Regions from separate parts of the Homo sapiens genome. Here region 1 is linked to region 2. The links are chromatin loops, found by intact Hi-C in ENCODE. Cell type or tissue: B cell. All regions are shown on one strand. Links, peaks and the distances in the headings refer to the core of each region. The heading gives the core; the rest is flanking DNA. Region 1 holds the start of POC1A (POC1 centriolar protein A). Region 2 holds the start of TLR9 (toll like receptor 9).

Region 1 (6,168 bases), core at 842-5,841, 72 kb after region 2:
ATCAAACCAAAAAGGGCTTGATTTAGGAACCAAACCCAGGCTGTCCTGGTGAAAAAAAGTGGGCAGAACCTTAGCTATGGAACTGCAGTTTGGGGCAACAGCATTCCTCTTTCAGTTTGGCTTGGTTAGCAAAAAGGTGGCCTTGTTATGTAAATAAAGCCCCTTAGGTAATCAAAATAAAAAATCTCTCCTTATTTTTTTCTTTTTGCTGGCTGTTTTTCTCTCTCTTTTTTTTTTTTGAGACGGAATCTCGCTGCGTCGCCCAGGCTGGAGTGCGATCTCGGCTCACTGCAACCTCTGCCTCCCGGGTTCTGAGTGATTCTCCTGCCTCAGCCTCCTGAGTAGCTGGGATTACAGATGCCCACCACCATGCCCAGCTAATTTTGTATTTTTAGTAGAGATGGGGTTTCACCATGTTGGCCAGGCTGGTCTCGAACTTCTGACCTCAGGTGATCCACCCAACTCGGCCTCCCAAAGTGTTGGAATTACAGGCGTGAGCCACCTTGCCCAGGCTTTTTTCTTTTTCTGTTGTGGGAATTTAGCCAATTCAGAGGCCTTGTTCCCCAAACTTTGGAACTTTCCTTCAGATTTGATCAAGTCAGATATAATTCATCAACCTCAATGGGAAAAAGAATGAAACAACAAAAACAGAAACAAACAACAACAAAAAACAGTTAAGCAAAAAAAAAAAAAGTGATCGCACAATTTGTTTATTTATTTTATTTATTTTATTTTTTTTTGAGACGGAGTCTCGCCCTGTCGCCCAGGCTGGAGTGCAGGGGCTTGATCTAGGCTCACTGCAAGCTCCGCCTCCCGGGTTCATGCCATTCTCCTGCCTCAGCCTCCCGAGTAGCTGGGACTACAGGCGCCAGCCACCACGCCCTGTAATTTTTTGTATTTTTAGTAGAGACGGGGTTTCACCGTGTTAGCCAGGATGGTCTGCGATGTCCTGACCTCGTGATCCACCCGCCTTGGCTTCCCAAAGTGCTGGGATTACAGGCGTGAGCCACCATGCCGGGCTTGATCGTACAATTTATATGATTACTGAGCACTCTAATGGTAAGGAAAATTAAGACCAGCTGGTTGTTAACCTTAACTTCAGCCAAGAAAATCCCCAATTCGGCTACTTACCTAAGAACAGGTCTTAGGCTAAAGACTGCTCTCTACCATCCCAGAAGTAGGGAAAACTCAAACTTTCCTTCTCTGTTGGAAGCGAGCTCAAACTCCAGAAAGGAGTTACCTGCCTTCCATCGTCAGGGAAGCAGGAAAACCTGCCTTCCTTGTTGGAAACAAGTAAAACTCCAGAAAAAGGAGTTGTACAGTAAAATAAACTTTAGATGTTAACCAAATTTGGGAAGATCAGGAATTTTGTGGAGGGGGGCTCCCAGGCCTTAGCAAATTGTCCTGTAGATTTGAGCCATAAAGATAGCTCAAGCTGGTACCAAGCACCGATAGGAGATCTGTCAAAGGTCAGGGGCACCTCCACTCAGAATCCTTTCGTGGTTGCCAAACTGTCAACCCGAAATACCTGAGACAGGTCTCAGTCAACTTAGAAAATTTATTTTGCTAAGGTTAAGGACACACCCATGACACAGCCTCAGGAGGTCCTGACAACATGTGCCCAAGTGGCCTGGGCACAGCATGGTTTTATACATTTTAGGGAGACAAAATACATCAATCAATACATGTAAGATTTACATTGGTTTGATCTGGAAGGACAAGACAACTCGAAGTGGGAAACTTCCAGGTCATTGGTAGATTTAAACATATTCTGATTGGCAATTGGTTGAAATAATTATTATCAGTAGAAAGGGATATCTCGGTTAAGATAAGGGGTTATGGAGACCAAGGTTTTACCATGCAGATGAAGCCTCCAGGTAGCAGGTTTCAGAGAAAATAGATCGTAAATGTTTCTTATCAGACTTAAGGTTTTTGTTGATGTTAATGCTGGAGGGTATAATGAGGCATGTCCAACCCCCACTTCCCATCATGGCCTGAACCACTCTTTCAGGTTAAATTTGAGTGCCCTGGCCAAGCAGGGAGTCTATTCAGATGGTTGCTGGTGGCCTTCAAATTTTATTTTATATATATATATATTTTTTGAGACGGAGTCTCCCTCTGTTGCCCAGGCTGGAGTGCAGCGGCAACATCTAGGCTCACTGCAATCTCTGCCTCCGGAGTTCGAACAATTCTCCTCCCTCAGCCTCCCGAGTAGCTGGGTTTACAGGCGCGTGCCACCACGCCCGGCTAATTTTTGTATTTTTAGTAGACATGGGGTTTCACCATGTTGGCCAGGCTGGTCTCATACTCCTGACCTCAGGTGATCCACCCACCTCGGCCTCCCAAAGTGGCAAAGTGCTGAGATTACAGGCGTGAGCCACTGAGCCCGGCCTCTCCTTCTTTTAAAGACTGGGTTTCTAACAGCTTCTGAGGCCTTAAGGATCCTGACAGGGCCGGGCTGCACCACACTCCCTCGTGTTACAAATGGGGAAACCGGGGCACAGAGCAGAGGCGTTTTTCCTGAGATCACACAGCCAATCAGGGCGAGAACTGAGAATCGAACCTTGATCTCTCCACTCCATGATTGTGATTCCGAGTAACTCATGTTATTTTAAATCGACACTTGTCTTAAGAACGTTCGGACGGCGAACCACTGAGAGTTCCCGAGGGGCGAATACTCAGCTCTCAATAGGTTCCTGCGGGGAAAATCTGGCTGCGCCGGCGCGCGCGGGTGCTTTAACGCAATCTGGTTACAGCAACCCACGTGTCCTCCGCTTCCGGGATCCTTAAGGCCGTCGCTTCGGGTGGTAAAACCCGGCCCGCCCTCTTGTTGCCCAGGCTGGAATGCAATGGTGCAATCTCATGTTGGGAAGTGTAGCTCCACCTTCCTCCAGACATAGGGGCGTGGGCGGCTTGGAACTGCATTTCCCAGGAGGCTGCGCTCGCCGTTAGAGTAGCCGGACGACGGGCTGGTGGGGTGAACCCTTCATCCTGGGTCTTTTAATTTCTCAGGCGGAACGAGTGGCGGCGGACAGAGGCTTTTGGCTGCGCTGTCTGTGGGTTGTCTGGGCTTGGGGAACTGGGCACGGAGACCGTGGCGCCGGCCGCCGGTCATACAGCTCTGCTTCCAGTCGTCGGGCAAAAAGCTGAGGCGCTTCTCCTTTAATTGCGGTGGGCGGGGCGTGCCGACGCGGCCCGCGTTGCTATTGGTGGCCGTTGGGGGCGCGGAAACTGAACGGGCCGCAACGGCCACCGCAGCTGCCTTCGGCGCCGCCAGCCCCGCCATGGCTGCGCCCTGCGCGGTAAGCCCAGCCGAGAGCAACTCCCCAGGCCTCAGTCTCCCCGCTGGGACACTGGGCGCCTAATGGCCAGAGCGATGGCTGCGAGGGGCGGGCGGGGCGCCAGGTTCCAGGGTGGTCCTCTTCAGGTCCAGTTTACTGTCTGCGCAGGGGGCGCTGGGTCGGGCACTTTCTGAGCGCCTCCTGCGTGCCAGGCCCTGCGCTGGGTTTCTGGAGCGAACAAACAGGCCTCTGCCTCCATAGTTTGCATCCTAGCGAGGGACACACGACCAAGTCCCGACTCATGTGTGACCTGGGGCCGGTATCGGGCCTCTCTAGCCATTCTCCACGTCCTTAGCAGTGGGTGGCTGCGTGGGGTCTTGTTGAGGGTACACCCTGCTCCAGCAGGTAGGTACAGCAGGACGCTGGGATGCCCGGGCCTGCAGTGTGAGCGGGGCGGAGCCGCCCTCTCTGAGTTCACATTCCTCCAGAAGTCCTCATTTCGAGAGATTCCTTTGAACGGGCAAGGCCCTCTGGCTGATTGGAGAGTCAGGGAGGCTGGGTGGTAGCCTGTGATGCCCTGAGGCACTTGAGGACATGGACGGAGATTCCAGGCTAGGATACAGACCTTTTGACTCCTAATCTGGTACTCTACCTCCCTTCCTGTCCCCTCATGTATAAACCACTGTTGAGGGAGATGAGGCCCACATGCAGGGAACTACAGAGGGGAGGCGGTGTTGAGAGATACCATGGGACCTACTGGTCAGGGGTGGACCTGAACTTGCCTCTGCCCACTGAGCCTAGGGGCGGACACTCTCTTACGCATGTTCTTTCAAGAAGCTTAGGTGAGAGCAGAAGGCTCTGTTGGGGACCCTCCCCCAGCTGCTCCTCCCTCTGTTGTTGAAAGGAGACTCTGACAGGTGCGTTAGGGGTGGAGCTGGGCACAAGGCCATAGGGCCTTTGTTCTGGTTACTGCTCTGTAGGGTGGCAGTGGCTTTGCTGTGCCCCAAGGACATCCTTTCCCAGGAGGAGCCTTTGGGCTTCCTGGAGCACCCAAAATGCTTCTTTGAGGTTTCTGATACTTAGAGTAGGGGGAGATGTTTGGATGGCTGAATTATAACCCTTCAAGTGTTAAGACACAAGCTGCTATTGGATGGAGAGAGTCTCCGGAGTATTCTCTCTGGTGTTTTAACTTTATTAAGTTATTCATACACCACAGAATTCACCTTTTAAAGTGTACATTTCAGTAGTTTTTAGTACATTCACAGTGTTGTGCAACTGTAATCACTAATTCCAGAATATTTTCATCATCCCAAAAAGAAACTCCATACTCAATAACAGTCATACCATTTCTTCTCTTTCCCCATTTTCTCCCAACCCTTGGCAAACTAATATATTAATACTTTCTGTCTCTATAGATTTGACTATTCTGAACTTTTCATATGAATGGAATCAGACAAAATGTGGCCTTTGGTGTTTGACTTCTTTCACTTAGCATGTTTTCAAGGTTCATCCATGTTGCAGCAAGCATCAGCACTTCAGTCGGTTTTATGGCTGAATAATATTCTGTTGTATGAATATGCTACATTTGGTTTATTCAGTCATGTGTTGATGGATCATTTGGGTTCAATCACTTGTTGGCTATTAAGGAAAATGCTGCTCTGAACATTTGTGTACAAGTTTTTGTGTAAACCATGTTTTCAACTCTTTGGGGTATTTACCTAGAATTGCTGGGTCATTTGCTAACCACGTTTAACTACTTTATTTTTTATTTTATTTATTTATATTTATTTTATTTATTTATTTTTTGATTAGGAGTCTCACTCTGTCGTCCAGGCTGGAGTGCACTGGTGCAATCTCGGCTCACTACAACCTCCTCCTCCTGGGTTCAAGCGATTCTCCTGCCTTAGCCTCCCAAATAGCTGGGACTATAGGCGCCCACCACCACGCCTAGCTAATTTTTGTATTTTTAGTAGAGAGGGGTTTTCACCATGTTGGCCAGGCTGATCTTGAACTCTTGACCTCAGGTAATCTGCCCGCCTTGGCCTCCTAAAGTGCTGGGATTACAGGCGTGAGCCACTGTGCCCGGCTAACTACTTTTTTTTAGTCAGGGTCTTGCTCTGTTGCCCAGGCTGGAGTGCAGTGATGTGATCACAGCTCACTGCAACCTTGAACTCCTGTGCTCAAGCAGTCCTCCCACCTCACCCTCCTGAGTAGCTGAGAATACAGGCATGAGCCACTACGTGTGGCTAATTCTTTAATTTTTTTGTAGGGTCAGGGTCTTGCTGTGTTGCCCAGGTTGGTCTTGAACCCCTGGCTTAAAGTGATCCTCCTGCCTCAGCCTCCCAAAATGTGGGGATTACAGGTGTGAGCCACTTCACCTGACCTATGTTTAACTTTTTGAGGAACTGCCAAATTACTTTCTATAGTATCTGTGTTTTTTGTTTGTTCGTTTGTTTGTTTGTTTTTAAAGATTTTTTTTTTTTTCTGGGTGTCTTGCATTTTCATGTGAATCTTGGGAGCAGCTTGTCAGTTTCTGCAAAAAAGACACCTGGGATTTTGATAGGAATTATGTGGAATCGGTAGATCAATCTGAGGAGTATCGTAGTATTGTATCTTAACAATAGTAAGTCTTCCTGTTCATGAATGTGGAATGTCTTTCCATTTTTTAAGTCTTCTTTCATTTCTCTTAGTGATGTTTTGTCGTCTTTACTGTACAAGTCCTGCACTTCTTTTGTTAAATTATTCCTTTTTTTTTTTTTTTTTTTGAGACGGAGTCTCGCTCTGTCACCCAGGCTGGAGTGCAGTGGCACAATCTCTGCTCACTGCAAGCTCCGCCTCCTGGGTTCACACCATTCTCCTGCGTCAGCCTCCTGAGTAACTGGGATTA
Region 2 (6,168 bases), core at 794-5,793:
TTGGCGATGGGGCAGAGCTGACGGCAGAGTTCCTCTACGACGAGGTGCACCCCAAGCAACACGCCTTCAAGCAGGCCTTCGCCAAGCCCAAGGGCCCAGGGGGCAAGCGGGGCCATAAGCGCCTCATCCGCGGCCCGGGTGAAAATGGGGATGACAGCTAGGAGGCTGGAGCAGGGCCGGCCACGTGTGGACTGTGGGGCTGCCCACCTTCCGCTCCCTGCCACCATCCTCCTTCCTGGGCTCCAGGAAAGTGTTTCTGGGAGGTCAGGAGGGCTGGCAGCTGAACGCACTTGCAGCGTCCGAGGGCCACCGGGCTGGCATTTTGTGACCCTTCCCTGTTGCTGTCCCTGCATCTCGTCTGTGTGCCCAGGGTGTCCGGGGACCCTGCCTGGCTGGCTTAAGGGGGCTGGGTCAGGGGCCTGGCATGAACCTGGCCTCCCGGGGAGCTGAGACTAGGGTCCCAGCACAGCCCAGAAACCTTTGGCCACAAGAAGTGGGGTCAGTCAGGGCTGGGGCAGGGGTCACTGCAGTTTGGGATGGTTGAATGCTGTATTTTCTAAAGAATAAAATATTTTTAAATCAAGACTTGTGCTTGGCCCTGAGAGACCGCCTCTGGCCCTGGGAATTGGGCAGTCTTGTGCATATAACTGTCCTTTCCCAACAGGGGAGAGGGGAGTGCCGGCCTGCGAGGTGGAGCCCCAGCACTCCACCTCCAGGTGTGTGGGAGAGGCTGTGCCTGTGAGTGGGCGTGCAGCCTCACGCGGGTCTCCCAGTCAACAGGAGCCCTGCTGGAGAGGCAGGCGCGCCTCCACTGTGACATGAGGGATCTGCATATGGTCATTTGCTGAGGCTGCCGTAACAAATTACCACCAACTTAGTGGCTTCGAAGAAACTCAAATGTATTCTCTTACAGTTCTGGAGGCTGGAAGACTGAGATGGGTCTCACAGGGCCAAAGTTGAGGTGTTGGCAGGGCTGGCTGTGTCTGGGCCCCTCAGAAGAACCCATCTCCTGGCCTTTTCTGGCTGTATTCCTTGGCTTGGGGCCCCTTCCTCCACCTTCAAAGCCAGAGGTGACATCTCTGATTCTGCTTTCCTCAGCCTCTGGGCTCCCATGGCCTTTTGTAGTCGAATCTCCCTCTGTCTCCATTTCATAAGGGACATTGTAATTGCATTCACCCTCCCTGCCCCCACCACCTACCCCTGTCAAGATGGGTAACTTAATCACATCTGCGAAGTCGTTTTTGCCACACTGTGGGGTGTTGGGGTCACGTGTTTGCAGGTTTGGGGAATTAGGACAAGGATCTCTGAGAGGGACTTTATGCAGCCTCCCACATGGGATAAGGGCTCCTCCTCGAAGGCTTCCCAGCCTCCCTGGGCTGAGGCCAGGACAAGTTTTTCTGTGGACATCGATATCGGTGTCTCCAAGCTGAGTGTGTCCATGTGCGTGGGTCTGTACCTGTGTGTGCAGACCCCTCTGTCAGCTTACTGGCCTCTCTGGTTTTCTGCCTCCAAAGAAGGCAGGGCCACTGCTGGGTATGGGGGTCTGGGTCCCTGGTCCAAGGGACTCTGGGAAAGTCTCAGGCTTGGGGCTCCACAGGAGCCCGAGCTTTGGTGTATCCCTCTGAGAGGTGGATGGAGGGAATGAATGCAGGTGCCTTCCACCCCAGGCAGGCAGGAGTGGAAGCATGGGGTTGATGCCTGCAGCCCAGCTACTGAGTGGGCACTGCTCTCCTTCCTGGCTCAGGGCAACATTCTATCCCTGGCGCCTTTCTGAGCCCCTGCTCAAGCCCCTAGAATTGTAGAGAGGAGAGCCAGACTAGCTAAGACCCAGAGGAGGCTTGTCCTTGCCCAGCCGAAACATTGGCTCCCAGGTGGGCAGGAAGACGATGCCATCGCCCCCTGCTGCTGAGCCAGCCAGATGCCTGGCACTATGGAGCCTGCCTGCCATGATACCACCCAGAGTGGGCCTGGGGGGAGCAGGCTGGCAGATGTGCAGCCTTGCCTCCTCCCAGCAGCAACAATTCATTAATTCATTCATTCAGCCTTCACTCAGAAATACCCTCTCTGTGCCTGCCCAGAGCTGACTGCTGGGTGTACATAATTCAGCAGATATCAAGCACTTACTATGTGCTGGGCACTGTACTGGATCCTGGGGATGCAGATAAAAGATCACTGCCCTTAAGAAGCTGACATTCCAGCAGGGGAATAAGACGATATACAATAAACCATGAAAGATCAATGATCCGGTGTGCTAGCAGTTAAAAAATGTTAGGACAAAGAGAAACATAGACCAGGCAAAGGAGCTCAGGAGTGCCAGATCTGGGGTGGGAGGTTTGTAAGAAGGCTGGATGGCCCTGTTGAGAGGGTGACATGGGAGCAGAGACATAATGGAGGCAAAGGAGGGGTCATATGAGACTTGGGGGAGTTTTCAGGCAGAGGGAACAGCACATCCCAAGGCCCTGAGGCAGGAGAATGCCCAGGGGCTACACAGTCAACTGCAAGCAGGCCAGTGGGCCTGGAGAGCACTCAGGGGAACAGCGGGTGGCAGGTCCCATAGGGCCTTGTTGGCCATCTGTGGACTGTGGCTTTGACTCCAGAGTCAGCCAGGGAGGGGTCTGAGCAGAGGAGGGACCTAGTGTGACTTAGGTTTGAACAGTTCCCTCTAGGGGCTGAATGTGACCAGCCCCTGGAGGGCAGAGAGCAGGGCAGGACAGCCAGAAGGGAGGTGGCACCTGCATGGGTCTAGGAGAGAGGATGGGGGCTGGTGGACATGGGGACGGTGGGCTGTGGGCACACCCTTCAGCATGGTGGACCCAGCAGAACTTGCTGAGGGGCCCGGGGTCACCCAAGGCTTTGGGCCCGAGGAATCTGAGTCTCCTCACCTAGATCAGAAGGAGAGTGGGAAGAACTGATGGGGAGGACTGGCTGGCGGCCCTGCTGGGCCAGCACACACCTGGCCTCTAGGAGCCCCATCTGGAGTGACGTGGTGTGTGCTCTGATGGGGCCCCAGGGGCTCTGGGAATGTGGAGGAGGAGGTCTTGTTTCCGGAAGATGTTGCAAGGCTGTGGTGAAGGCAGGTGCAGCCTAGCCTCCTGCTCAAGCTACACCCTGGCCCTCCACGCATGAGGCCCTGCAGAACTCTGGAGATGGTGCCTACAAGGGCAGAAAAGGACAAGTCGGCAGCCGCTGTCCTGAGGGCACCAGCTGTGGTGCAGGAGCCAAGACCTGAGGGTGGAAGTGTCCTCTTAGAATGGGGAGTGCCCAGCAAGGTGTACCCGCTACTGGTGCTATCCAGAATTCCCATCTCTCCCTGCTCTCTGCCTGAGCTCTGGGCCTTAGCTCCTCCCTGGGCTTGGTAGAGGACAGGTGTGAGGCCCTCATGGGATGTAGGCTGTCTGAGAGGGGAGTGGAAAGAGGAAGGGGTGAAGGAGCTGTCTGCCATTTGACTATGCAAATGGCCTTTGACTCATGGGACCCTGTCCTCCTCACTGGGGGCAGGGTGGAGTGGAGGGGGAGCTACTAGGCTGGTATAAAAATCTTACTTCCTCTATTCTCTGAGCCGCTGCTGCCCCTGTGGGAAGGGACCTCGAGTGTGAAGCATCCTTCCCTGTAGCTGCTGTCCAGTCTGCCCGCCAGACCCTCTGGAGAAGCCCCTGCCCCCCAGCATGGTAGGACAACAGCTCTCAGTCCCCTGGGGAAGGGGATATCCTGGGAAGGGGTGGGGAAAGAAGTGGGCTTGGCAGCTGCAAGCAACAGTGACGGGTTGTCACCCACATGGCCCTGGGGACACTCACTGAATCCTGAAGACTTCAGAGCCGAAGCCCTCTTCTTTTTTCTTTTTTTTTTTTTTTGAGACGGAGTTTCGCTCTTGTTGCCCAGGCTGGAGTGCAGTGGCTTGATCTCAGCTCACTGCAATCTCCACCTCCCGGGTTCAAGTGATTCTCCTGCCTCAGCCTCCCAAGTAGCTGGGATTATGGCTTGCGCCACCATGCCTGGCTAATTTTGTATTTTTAGTAGAGCCAGGGTTTCTCCATGTTGGTCAGGCTGGTCTTGAACTCCAGACCTCAGGTGATCTGCCCACTTCGGCTTCCCAAACTGCTGGGATTACAGGTGTGAGCCACCGTGCCCAGCCACTGAAGCCCTCTTCTGAGCAATGAGACCCAAACCCCCAGAGGGGACGAGGAGACTGAGGCACTGATGGAGCTGGGGCTGGAGCCTGGGTTTGGGTCTCACTGGGCCTGTAGCTTGGGGCTGGCTCTGTCTGGCACTTTGCAGGCCACCCCTCTCTCCATCTGTTCTGACCCATAAGGCAAAGGCTCTCGGGCTAGGTGAGGCAGGCAGAGAGTGATGGAGCTGTGCAGTGCCCTCTGGCCAGGGTCCCTGGGAGGCAGCCGGCCTGGGCCATAGTGGGAGACTCTCACACCTGCCTGAATCTTGGCCGAAGGAAAAGGAAGGGGTTGTGGGGTGGCTGGTGGAGGGCAGAGAGCGGATTTCAGGGCAGCTGGAGGGGAGGGAGCCAGCTGCCACCTTGCTCAGGAGCAGGAAGGGAAAGTCGGGGAGAGACCAGGGGGGGCCGTGGGCCACCTTGCCTGGCCTGGTATAGCCAGGGATTGGTTAAGTGAAAGCTGTAGATCATAAGTCTGGATTCTAGGTCTCAGTCCTGGTTCTGAAGCCTAATTCTGAGTCCAAGACTGGGTCTGAGACTGAGTTCAGGTTCCCCACAAGCCATGGGGGATGGGAATGGGGCTTGGCAGCCAGGAAGAACTTCTGCAGGTAGGGCTTGGAGAGAGGGGTTGGAAGATGCTAGAAGATGCCCATGAAGTGGAGTGGGTGGAGGTAGAGCTGGGGGCCGGCCACTCACACAGCCCTCCCACCCCCACAGGGTTTCTGCCGCAGCGCCCTGCACCCGCTGTCTCTCCTGGTGCAGGCCATCATGCTGGCCATGACCCTGGCCCTGGGTACCTTGCCTGCCTTCCTACCCTGTGAGCTCCAGCCCCACGGCCTGGTGAACTGCAACTGGCTGTTCCTGAAGTCTGTGCCCCACTTCTCCATGGCAGCACCCCGTGGCAATGTCACCAGCCTTTCCTTGTCCTCCAACCGCATCCACCACCTCCATGATTCTGACTTTGCCCACCTGCCCAGCCTGCGGCATCTCAACCTCAAGTGGAACTGCCCGCCGGTTGGCCTCAGCCCCATGCACTTCCCCTGCCACATGACCATCGAGCCCAGCACCTTCTTGGCTGTGCCCACCCTGGAAGAGCTAAACCTGAGCTACAACAACATCATGACTGTGCCTGCGCTGCCCAAATCCCTCATATCCCTGTCCCTCAGCCATACCAACATCCTGATGCTAGACTCTGCCAGCCTCGCCGGCCTGCATGCCCTGCGCTTCCTATTCATGGACGGCAACTGTTATTACAAGAACCCCTGCAGGCAGGCACTGGAGGTGGCCCCGGGTGCCCTCCTTGGCCTGGGCAACCTCACCCACCTGTCACTCAAGTACAACAACCTCACTGTGGTGCCCCGCAACCTGCCTTCCAGCCTGGAGTATCTGCTGTTGTCCTACAACCGCATCGTCAAACTGGCGCCTGAGGACCTGGCCAATCTGACCGCCCTGCGTGTGCTCGATGTGGGCGGAAATTGCCGCCGCTGCGACCACGCTCCCAACCCCTGCATGGAGTGCCCTCGTCACTTCCCCCAGCTACATCCCGATACCTTCAGCCACCTGAGCCGTCTTGAAGGCCTGGTGTTGAAGGACAGTTCTCTCTCCTGGCTGAATGCCAGTTGGTTCCGTGGGCTGGGAAACCTCCGAGTGCTGGACCTGAGTGAGAACTTCCTCTACAAATGCATCACTAAAACCAAGGCCTTCCAGGGCCTAACACAGCTGCGCAAGCTTAACCTGTCCTTCAATTACCAAAAGAGGGTGTCCTTTGCCCACCTGTCTCTGGCCCCTTCCTTCGGGAGCCTGGTCGCCCTGAAGGAGCTGGACATGCACGGCATCTTCTTCCGCTCACTCGATGAGACCACGCTCCGGCCACTGGCCCGCCTGCCCATGCTCCAGACTCTGCGTCTGCAGATGAACTTCATCAACCAGGCCCAGCTCGGCATCTTCAGGGCCTTCCCTGGCCTGCGCTACGTGGACCTGTCGGACAACCGCATCAGCGGAGC

What was found. Hi-C counts contacts between places; a loop is a spot of excess contacts. Peaks named below come from ENCODE experiments on the same cell type or tissue, not always from the same donor. Only the 100,000 strongest peaks of a DNase experiment are listed, where the experiment ranks them.
Region 1: a loop joins it to region 2, with 9 times the contacts of the local background. A loop is called at or near these places in 24 of 110 quality-filtered maps.

The regions. Positions count from the first base shown.
Region 1 is chr3:52,151,489-52,157,656 of GRCh38, reverse strand. POC1A (POC1 centriolar protein A) reads left to right here and starts at 3,234. Exons shown (of 11, transcript NM_015426.5): 1 at 3,234-3,302. The coding sequence starts at 3,285. RefSeq lists enhancers at 1,887-2,863, 2,864-3,841. In B cell, for the core only: a CTCF peak has its summit at 3,347; DNase peaks (open chromatin) are centred at 2,906 and 3,176; H3K4me3 peaks cover 1,610 bases; H3K27ac peaks cover 1,324 bases.
Region 2 is chr3:52,223,027-52,229,194 of GRCh38, reverse strand. It overlaps TLR9 (toll like receptor 9), which reads left to right and starts at 3,550. Exons shown (of 2, transcript NM_017442.4): 1 at 3,550-3,668; 2 at 4,883-6,168. The coding sequence starts at 3,666. It overlaps TWF2 (twinfilin actin binding protein 2), which reads left to right. Exons shown (of 9, transcript NM_007284.4): 9 at 1-583. The coding sequence ends at 161. RefSeq lists enhancers at 2,417-2,916, 3,071-3,160, 2,917-3,418, 3,671-3,770. In B cell, for the core only: no CTCF peak of the experiment used is centred there; DNase peaks (open chromatin) are centred at 2,604, 3,474, 4,254 and 4,474; H3K4me3 peaks cover 2,775 bases; H3K27ac peaks cover 4,076 bases.